2 separate regions of the Homo sapiens genome follow, and region 2 is linked to region 1. A link is an interaction called in ENCODE POLR2A ChIA-PET data of the cell type or tissue named here. Cell type or tissue: IMR-90. All regions are shown on one strand.

Region 1 (5,000 bases):
AGCCTGGCCAACATGGCACAACACTGTCTTTACTAAAAATACAAAAATTAGCCGGGCATGGTGGCGAGTGCCTGTAATCCCAGCTACTCAGGAGGCTGAGGCAGGAGAATTGCTTGAACCCGGGAGGTGGAGGTTGCAGTGAGCCAAGACCACACCATTGCACTCCAGCCTGGGTGACAAGAGCAAGACTCTGTCTCAAAAAAAAAAAAAAAAAAAGAAAAGAAAAAGAAACAGTGATGAGTAAAGAAACTGACAATGTTTACAGCTGTATAGATTAAATAGTTGTTGATAGTGGTTTTGATGTTTAGTGCAATTTGTCAGAAAAGATTCTTAGAAGAGACTTAATAAGAAAGATGAATAACAATGTTGAACTAAATCACAACAAAAGTGGAAGTGAGTTATAAGGCAGAGGAGAAAGAAAATCTTGCTAAAGATTTTCTGTAGCAAGTAAAATTATAGGGGAGCAAAATTATAGCTACTGTTTCCTGATGGTCATTAAAAATATTGGGCAGAGCGTGGTGGCTCACGCCTATAATCCCAGCACTTTGGAAGGCGGAGGCAGGAGGATCACTTGAGCCCAGGAGTTTGAGACCAGCCTGGGCAACATGGCGAAACTCTGTCACTACAAAAAATACAAACATTAGCTGGGTGTGGTGACATGTGCCTGAAGTTCCAGCTACTAGGGAGGCTGAGGTAGAAGGATCACCTGTGCCCAGGAGGTGGAGGTTGCAGTGAGCTGTGATCACCCCACTGTACTCCAGCCTGAGTGACAGAGCCTCATCCTGTCTCAAAAAAAGAAAAAAAAAAGAAAAAGAAAAAGAAAAAAAGTAAAAAAAAAAAAAAAAAAGAAAGAAACCAGTGACCCATAACATAATTGTTAACAATTTATAGGTAACCAATTGTAAAAGAGAAAAAGAATTAAAACAGAAAATGCAAACCCAAATGACCACAGGGGCCAGAAGGGTAATGTGGAAATGGATATTTTTACTTTTATTTCTTGAAATATGGCTCTCTTGGTCTTCAATAAAAGTAATAGAGTCATGGAAACAGATATTCTACCATAAGAAAAAAATAGTGCAAGGAGAGACCATAAATATAAACTAAAATTCTCTCCACTTTGGAAAAATAACATAGAATGGGGGGCACTGTGGTGAACCAGCGGGTACATACCCCATCTAAAGGGGCCAGCCACCACTCAGTGATGTGAGATTAAGGGGCCTCACATTATAGATCCTCTAATTTTTAAAGTGTGGATACACAACTTAATTTCTATGTAAAAGATCCAGATTTCAAAACGTTGGATCAGCCATGTGTGGTGGTGCACACCTGTAGTCCCAGCTACTCAGGAAGCCAAGGTGGGAAGGATCCTTTGAGCTTAGGAGTCAGAGGCTTCAGTGAGCTATGATCATGTAGTAAATTCTCCCAAAGTCAAAGTCATGTTGAGAAAAGAAAAAAATCCCAGCCATTTACAATTTACATAAGATATACCTAAAACAACATTACTAAAAGAGTTTGATAATACTGGGAAGTGTTTCTATTAAAGCAAATGCTAACATAAAGAAGGCTATTGTGGCTAAGATGATAAGGAACTGTATTGGCTCATATAACTAGAAGGTTAAAGTTAAGGAGGGGTTTATGGTTATTTATTTCAGTAGCTCAATAATTTCACCAAGGACGCAATTTATTAGGTCCATCTGATTTGCTATCTACAATATTATATTCACCCTAAAGTTGGCTTTTATTTTTTTGGAGACAGGGTCTTGCTCTGTTGCCCAGGCTGGAGTGCAGTGGTGCAATCACGGCTTGCTGCAGCCTTGACCTCCCAGGCTCAAGCGATCCTCTTACCTCAGCCTCCTGAGTAGCTGCTACCACAGGCATGTGGCACTATGCCCAGCTCATTTTTGTATTTTTTGTGGAGACAAGGTTTCCCCATGTTTCACAGGCTGATTTCAAACTCCTGGCCTCAAGCCATCTGCCTGCCATGGCCTTCCCAAGTGCTGAGATTACAGGAATTAGCCACCACACCCAGCCACTTTCTTTCTTAAGACTCATCAAGTGCACTAATGAGGGCTTTATTTATAATGATGGCTGCCAGCCACACTTTGAACATAGGTTTTCATGTTTATGGGTAGTAGAAGAGAGCTATTCACCCAGCTGTTTATAAGTCTGTCCCTGGGTCTAATTAGGACAATTTCATAACATACCTATTCTTGAACCAGCAAAGTTCACAGGGGAATGCCACATGCTGATAGGCTTAGGTTTGGATTCCTAAACTAATCTTGTATTAGTTATCTCTTGCCACATAACAAATTATCTAAACACTTAGTGGCTTATGGCTGAGCATGGTGGCTCATGCCCGTAATGTCAGCATTTTGAGAGGCCAAGGCAGGCAGATCACCTGAAGTCAGGAGTTCAAGATCAGCCTGACCAACATGGTGAAACTCTGTCTCTACTAAAAATACAAAAATTAGCTCGGCATGGTGGCGCACTCCTGTAGTCCTAGCTACTTGGGAGGCTGAGTTGGGAGGATTGCTTAAGTCCGGGAGGTGGAAGTTTTAGTGAGTTGAGATCGTGCCACTGCACTCCAGCCTGGGCGATAGGGTGAGACTCTATCTCAAAAACAAACAAACAAACAAACAAAAAACTTAGTGGCTTAAAACAACAACAAACATTTATTATCTCTCAAAGTTTCTGTGGTCAGGAACAGATTAGCTGAGCAGTTCTGGCTCAGGATCACTCATGAGGATGCAATAAAGATGTCATCTGAAGGCTTGACTGAGGCTGGAGTATCCACTGTCAAAGTGGCTAACTCCAGCCAGGCACAGTGGCTCATGCCTGTAATCTCAGCACTTTGGGAGGCTGAGGCAGGTGGATTGCTTGAGCCCAGGAGTTTGAGACCAGCCTGGGCAACATGGCAAAACCCTGTTTCTACAAAAAATGCAAAAACTAGCCAGATGTGGTGGTGTGCACCTGTCCTGGCTACTCAGAAGGCTGAGGTGAGAGGATCACCTGAGCCTGGGAGGTGGAGGTTGCAGTGAGTGGAGATCATGCCACTGCACTCCAGCTTGAGTGACAGAGTGAGACCCTGTTTCAAAACAAACAAACAAACAAATGAAAAACCCCAAAGTGGTTCACTCACATGGCTGATGCCCTAGTTGTTCTTCACAAGGTCCTCTCCTCAAGGCTGCTTGGGTGGCCTCACAATATGGTGGCTGCCTTCCCCCAGAGTGAGTGATTCAAGAAAGAGGGTACTGAGTGGAAGCTATGTCCTTGGAAGTAACACAGCATCACTTCCACCATATTCTATTTGTCAGGTGTGAGTCACAGTAGAGAAAGGGAACCTCTCTTTCCCAGTAGTTTTAACTAAAGTTCCAGAATTGATTCCCATTAGCCTTGCCAGGTTCATCATCACCCTGGCCATGCCTGGCTCTTGGCCAGTCTCTGGAGCTGAGAGGTGGGCTCAGTCCCATCTGAAACACATGAATGGAAATTGGAAGAGAGATAGCTCCCCAAAGGGAAATCAGGTGGTGTTACCAGAAGAAAGAATAGATACTAGATGAGCAAAAATAAAAGATGTCCACTATAATGCCTCAATGTTATTGGAAATCTTTACAGCAATTGCACATTACTTCATGAAAAAAAAATTTTTTTTTTAATTTGTTTTTTTATTGATAATTTTTGGGTGTTTCTCACAGAGGGGGATTTGGCAGGGTCATGGGACAATAGTGGAGGGAAGGTCAGCAGATAAACAAGTGAACAAAGGTCTCTGGTTTTCCTAGGCAGAGGACCCTGCGGCCTTCCGCAGTGTTTGTGTCCCTGATTACTTGAGATTAGGGATTGGTGATGACTCTTAACGAGCATGCTGCCTTCAAGCATCTGTTTAACAAAGCACATCTTGCACCGCCCTTAATCCATTTAACCCTGAGTGGACACAGCACATGTTTCAGAGAGCACAGGGTTGGGGGCAAGGTCACAGATCAACAGGATCCCAAGGCAGAGGAATTTTTCTTAGTGCAGAACAAAATGAAAAGTCTCCCATGTCTACCTCCTTCTACACAGACACGGCAACCATCCAATTTCTCAATCCTTTCCCCACCTTTCCCGCCTTTCTATTCCACAAAGCCACCATTGTCATCATGGCCCGTTCTCAATGAGCCGTTGGGCACACCTCCCAGACGGGGTGGTGGCCGGGCAGAGGGGCTCCTCACTTCCCAGTAGGGGCGGCCGGGCAGAGGCGCCCCTCACCTCCCAGACGGGGCGGCTGGCCGGGCAGGGGGGCTGACCCCCCCCACCTCCCTCCCGGACGGGGCGGCTGGCCGGGCGGGGGGCCAACACCCCCACCTCCCTCCCGGACGGGGCGGCTGGCCGGGCGGGGGGCCGACACCCCCACCTCCCTCCCGGACGGGGCGGCTGGCCGGGCGGGGGGCCGACACCCCCACCTCCCTCCAGGACGGGGCGGCTGGCCGGGCAGAGGGGCTCCTCACTTCCCAGTAGGGGCGGCTGGGCAGAGGCGCCCCTCACCTCCCAGACGGGGCGGCTGGCCGGGCGGAGGGCTGACCCCCCCACCTCCCTCCCGGACAGGGCGGCTGGCCGGGCGGGGGGCTGACCCCCCAACCTCCCTCCCGGACGGGGCAGCTGGCCGGGCAGAGGGGCTCCTCACTTCCCAGTAGGGGCGGCTGGGCAGAGGCGCCCCTCACCTCCCAGACGGGGCGGCTGGCCGGGCGGAGGGCTGACCCCCCCACCTCCCTCCCGGACAGGGTGGCTGGCCAGGCGGGGGGCTGACCCCCCCACCTCCCTCCCGGACGGGGCGGCTGGCCGGGTGGGGGGGCTGACCCCCCCATCTCCCTCCAGGACGGGGTGGCTGGCCGGGCTGAGGGGCTCCTCACTTCCCAGTAGGGGCGGCCGGGCAGAGGCGCCCCTCACCTCCCGGACGGGGCGGCTGGCCGGGCAGGGGGCTGACCCCCCCACCTCCCTTCCGGACGGCACGGCTGGCCAGGCGG
Region 2 (5,000 bases), 63 kb before region 1:
GCGAGAAGACCCATCTAAAAAAAAATTAAAAAAATAAAGAGAGAGATAACCTCACACCTATTAGGATGGCTATTATCAAAAAGATAACAGTAAACAAGTGCTGGCCAGGATGTGAAGAAGGGAGAACATTTGTACACTGCTGATAGAAATGTAAATTGGCATAGCTATTATGGAAAATATTATAGAATTAAAAATATATCTAAAAATAGAAGTACCATATGACTCAGGAATTGCACCTCTGAATGTATATCCAAAGAAAATGAAATCAGTCTCTCAGAGAGATACATGTACCTCAACACTCCCTGCAGAATTATTCAAAACATCCAAGATATGAAAACAATCTAAGTATCCAGCAAGAGATAAATAAATAAAGAAAATGTATGTATACACAATGGAATATCGTTCAGCCATAAAAAAAAAAAAAGGAAATCCTGCCATGTGCAACACAAGGATGAACCTGTAGGACATTATGCTAAGTGAAATATGCCAAACACAGAAAAAACAAATACTGTGTGATCTTACTTATACGTGGAATCTAAAGAAAAAGTCACAGAAGGAAAGAGTAGAAGGACGGTTGCCAGGGATTAGGGGTTAGGAGAAGTGGGGAGATGTTGGTCAAACAGCACAAACTTCCCATTATGAGTAAGTTCTTAGTATCTAATGTACAACACAGAGAGTATAGTTAATAATACTGTTTTGTATACTTGAAATTTGCTGAAAATAAATCTTGAGTGTTCTCACCACCAAAAAAAGGTAACTATGTGAGGTGATGGATGTGTTAATTAACTTGACTGTGGTAATCATTTCACAATGTATACATACATAAAATCATCTATCACATTGCACATCTTTTTTAAAAGCAACTAAAAAAATCTATTCTTCAGAAGATACCATTATTAGAATAAAAACAACACAGAGAACAGAATACACACACCTACGCGCCAAAGGAAAAGCATCCAGAATATATAAAATTTTCCTACAAATCAAATCAATGAGACAGACTACCCAAATGGGAGAATGGACAAAAAGCTTAAACAAGCCTTTTACAAAATAGGAAATCCAAACAGCCACAAAATATGCAAAGGTATTCAGCTTCTTTAATTATCAGAGAAATACTAATTTAAAACCACAATGAGATAGTGCTGCATAACTACAAGACCGCACAAATTAAAGTTCGACAATAGCAACCGAACTGTGGTCAAGAAAATGGAGCAACATGTACTATCATCAACTACTGTGAAAGTGTAAACTGGTACATTGCAGGTAACATTTAGGCATTACTTATTAAAGGTAAAGATATGTATACTCTTTGACTACCTCCTAGGTATATACCACAAATTAACATACATACACAACAAATACATGAGTCAACCATGGTAGTATGTGCCTGTAGTACCAGCTGCTCAGGAGGCTGTGAGGCAGGGGGATCGCTTGAGCCCAGGAGTTTACAGCCTGGGAAATACAGCAAGACCCTGTCTCTAAAACAATAATAAGGGCTACAAATGGGCAACAGCCCAAGTTGTTCAACATGAAAATGGACAATACTACATAAAGCACACAAGAATCTCACAAGCAGCACATGATAAAAGAACACATAGAGCATGACTTTCTTCAAAAACAACCATCATGTTTAGAGAAAAGTGGTGAAACTATTAAGAAAAACAAGTAAACCATTACAGAACTCTCATGATGAAAGTCAGGAAGGTAGTTTTTTAGGGGGAGATAGAAATATGAAATCAGAAAGGACATACAGATATCTGCAGTGCAGACAATGTTCTTTCCTAACTGGATGGTGTTCAGTTTATAATTATTCATTGAAGTGTACATTTATGTTTTATGACCTTTTCTATACATATGCTTATTTTGCAATATTTAAAATAAAAAAAAAGCAGAGAAAAGGTATCAATTTTGCCGGCAGAAATCACAGCAAGGACAGCTTCATAGCCCATCCAGTTTGCAATCTGGTTGCAGAAGTTATTTCATGGAAGCTCAGCCTAGAGTATACTGTATGTTTCTTCAGCCCTTTCAATTATTTGGGGTGTTTACTAGCTTTTGATAAAACCCTTTCTTCTATTTTTTTTTTTTTTTAACAACAGGGTCTCAATATGTTGCCCAGGCTGGAGTGCAGGCTAATTCACAGGTGTGATCATCACATACTACAACCTTGACCTCCTGGGCTCAGGCAATCCTCCTGCCTCAGCCTCCCAAGCAGCTGGGACTATAAGCATGTGCTACTGTGCCTGGCTATCCTCTTTCTTTTTAAACAAACTGAAGTAAATTAAAAAACAAACAAACAAAAAAAAAACTTCTACTACAATAAATGTGAATGAATAAATGAGGCGAACTCTCAGAAGTTCTACAGCACATTCAAAACACAAAATTTGGCAGGGTACAGTGGCTCATGCCTACATTCACAGTGCTTTGGGAGGCCAAGGCAGGAGGACCACTTGAGGCCAGGAGACCAGCTTGGGGAACACAGCCACATTCTGTCTCTACAAAAAAAAAAAAAAAATTTTTTTTTTTAATTAACCAGGTTTAGTGGCATGCATCTGTTAGTTCTAACTTCTTCAGAGGAGGAGGCAGGAGGATCACTTGAGCTCAGGAGTTCAAGGCTGCAGTGAGCTATAATCGTGCCACTGCACTCCAGCCTGGGCGACAGAGCAAGACTCAGTCTCCTAAAGAGTAAAAGAAAGAAAACAAAACAAAATTTACCTACAGTATACAAATAATTCAGCCATTCACAAAAATCACCTAAAACAAAATGGCAAGTGAAAAAACGAGCTAAAAATAAATATCCTTAGATGCAATATTATTTAAATCACACTTTTGGTCAAAAGCCTAACATGAACAAAGAGATATTTTGCAATGACCTAAAAATGACTAATTCATACTTTCCCTATTCATCTGAAATGTCACCTTTATTATATGCTACATTTTGCCTTAGATCTATTTCTAAACTCATCCTACTAATCTATTTATAGTACTTTTTAATAATTGGTAGTTTAAGTATCCCTCAATTCTTTTTCTTTTTTTGAGACAGTCTCACTCTGTCACCCAGGCCGGAGTGCAGAGGCGTGATCTTGGCTCACTGCAACCTCTGCCTCCTGGGTTCAAGAGATTCTCCTGTCTCAGCCTCCCGAGTAGCTGGGATTATAGGTATGTGCCACCACACCAGGCTAATATTTTTGTATTTTTAGTAGAGACGGGATTTCACCATGTTCGCCAGGCTGGTCTCGAACTCTTGACCTTCAGTAATCTGCCGCCTCGGCCTCCCAAAGTGCTGGGATTACAGGCATGAGCCACTGAACCTGGCCTTTTTCTTTTCTTTTTAGTTTTCCTTTTTTTTTTTTTTTGAGACAGAGCCTTGCTCTGTCGCCCAGGCTACAGTACAGTGGCTCAATCTCAGCTCACTGCAACCTCCGCCACCCAGGTTAAAGCAATTCTTGTGCCTCAGCTTCCAGAGTAGCTGGGATTACAGTTGTGTGCCACCACACCCATAACCCCAGTTACAGGAGGCTGAGGCTCAAGAATCACTTGAGCTTGGGAGGCAGAAGCTGCAGTGAGCCGAGATCATGCCATTGCACTTCAGCCTGGGTGACAGCAAGACTCTGCCTCCAAAAAAAACAAAAACAAAAAAATTAATCTTACATAGCTGGGTGCAGTCACTCATGCCTGCAGTCCCAGCTACTTGTGAGGCTGAGGCAGGAGGATGCTTGAGCCCAGGAGTTAGAAGCTATAGTGCACTGTGATTGAACCCGTGAATAGCTACTATACTCCAGCCTGGACAACACAGAGATCCTGTCGCTTAAAAAAGGGGGAGGGAGGTGCAGGCGCGGTGGCTTACATCTGTAATCCCAGCACTTTGGCAGGCCAAGGCAGGAGGGGATAGCTTCAGCCCAGGAGTTCAAGACCAGTCTGTGCAACATAGTAAGACCCTATCTCTACCCAAAAAAAAAAAAAAAAAAGTAAAAAGAAAATTCTCCCACATACTTTTCCAAAGGAACTTTAGTAGCAACTTGCAAAATTAAAAAACCTTCTTGAGATTCTGATTGAAACTGCACTAAATTTATATATTAAGCAACTGGTATTTTTATGTTGTCTTCCTTAACTATAGTATTTATTTCCTACTTTATATTTTAATTTTTTTAATGACATAAAACGAGAAGTGCATTAAAAGACAGCACCATCTAGTATACTAACTCTCACTTAAGTATTCTTTTCATTTTTTCCTCAGACAGAGTCTCACTCTGTCACCCGGGCTGCAATGCAGTGGCATGATCTTGGCTCACCACAACCTCTGCCTCCTCGGCTCAAGCGATCCTCCCACCTGGGCCTCCCAAGCAGCTGGGTTTGCCTGGGCTGGCTACAGGTGCACGCCACCACGCCCAGCTAATTTTTGTATTTTTTGTACAGAGGGGGTTCCACTATGTTGCCCAGGCTGGTCTTGAATTCCTGGGCTCGAGCAATCTGCCCACCTCAGCCTCCCAAAGTGTTGGGATTAGAGGTGTGAGCCACCACACCCAGCCTAAGGAAAATTTTCTTAAGCAAGAAAATATGCATGTCATAAAGGCAAAAACCAATAAATTGTTATAACATCTCTATTTTATAGGTAAGGATACCCTGGTGCAAATAGTTTTACTGAAGGTTACAAAGGTAGTAATGTGTCCAGAATTGGTGGGTTCTTGGTCTCACTGACTTCAAGAATGAAACCGCAGACCCTTGCCACGAGTGTTACAGTTCTTAAAGGCAGTGTGTCCAGAATTTGTTCCTTCTGATGTTCGGATGTGTTCGGAGTTTCTTCCTTCTGGTGGGTTCGTGGTCTCGCTGGCTTCAGGAATGAAGCTGCAGACTTTCCCGGTGAGTGTTACAGCTTTTAATGCTGCGCGTCTGGAGTTGTTCGTTCCTTCTGGTGGGTTGGTGGTCTCCCTGGCTTCAGGAGTGAAGCTGCAGACCTTCGCAGTGAGTGTTACAGCTCATAAAGACAGTGTGGACCCAGTGAG

What was found. Peaks named below come from ENCODE experiments on the same cell type or tissue, not always from the same donor. Only the 100,000 strongest peaks of a DNase experiment are listed, where the experiment ranks them.
Region 2: POLR2A ChIA-PET joins it to region 1 with 9 read pairs; 12 of 35 experiments call an interaction of 5 or more read pairs at or near these places.

The regions. Positions count from the first base shown.
Region 1 is chr17:60,551,537-60,556,536 of GRCh38, reverse strand. No RefSeq gene overlaps it. Among named protein-coding and RNA genes, the nearest start is that of LINC01999, 11 kb to the left of the region's middle. In IMR-90, no CTCF peak of the experiment used is centred here; a DNase peak (open chromatin) is centred at 1,926.
Region 2 is chr17:60,614,641-60,619,640 of GRCh38, reverse strand. The region is part of intron 1 of PPM1D (protein phosphatase, Mg2+/Mn2+ dependent 1D); the gene reads right to left. Among named protein-coding and RNA genes, the nearest start is that of PPM1D, 17 kb to the right of the region's middle. In IMR-90, no CTCF peak of the experiment used is centred here; a DNase peak (open chromatin) is centred at 420; H3K27ac peaks cover 68 bases.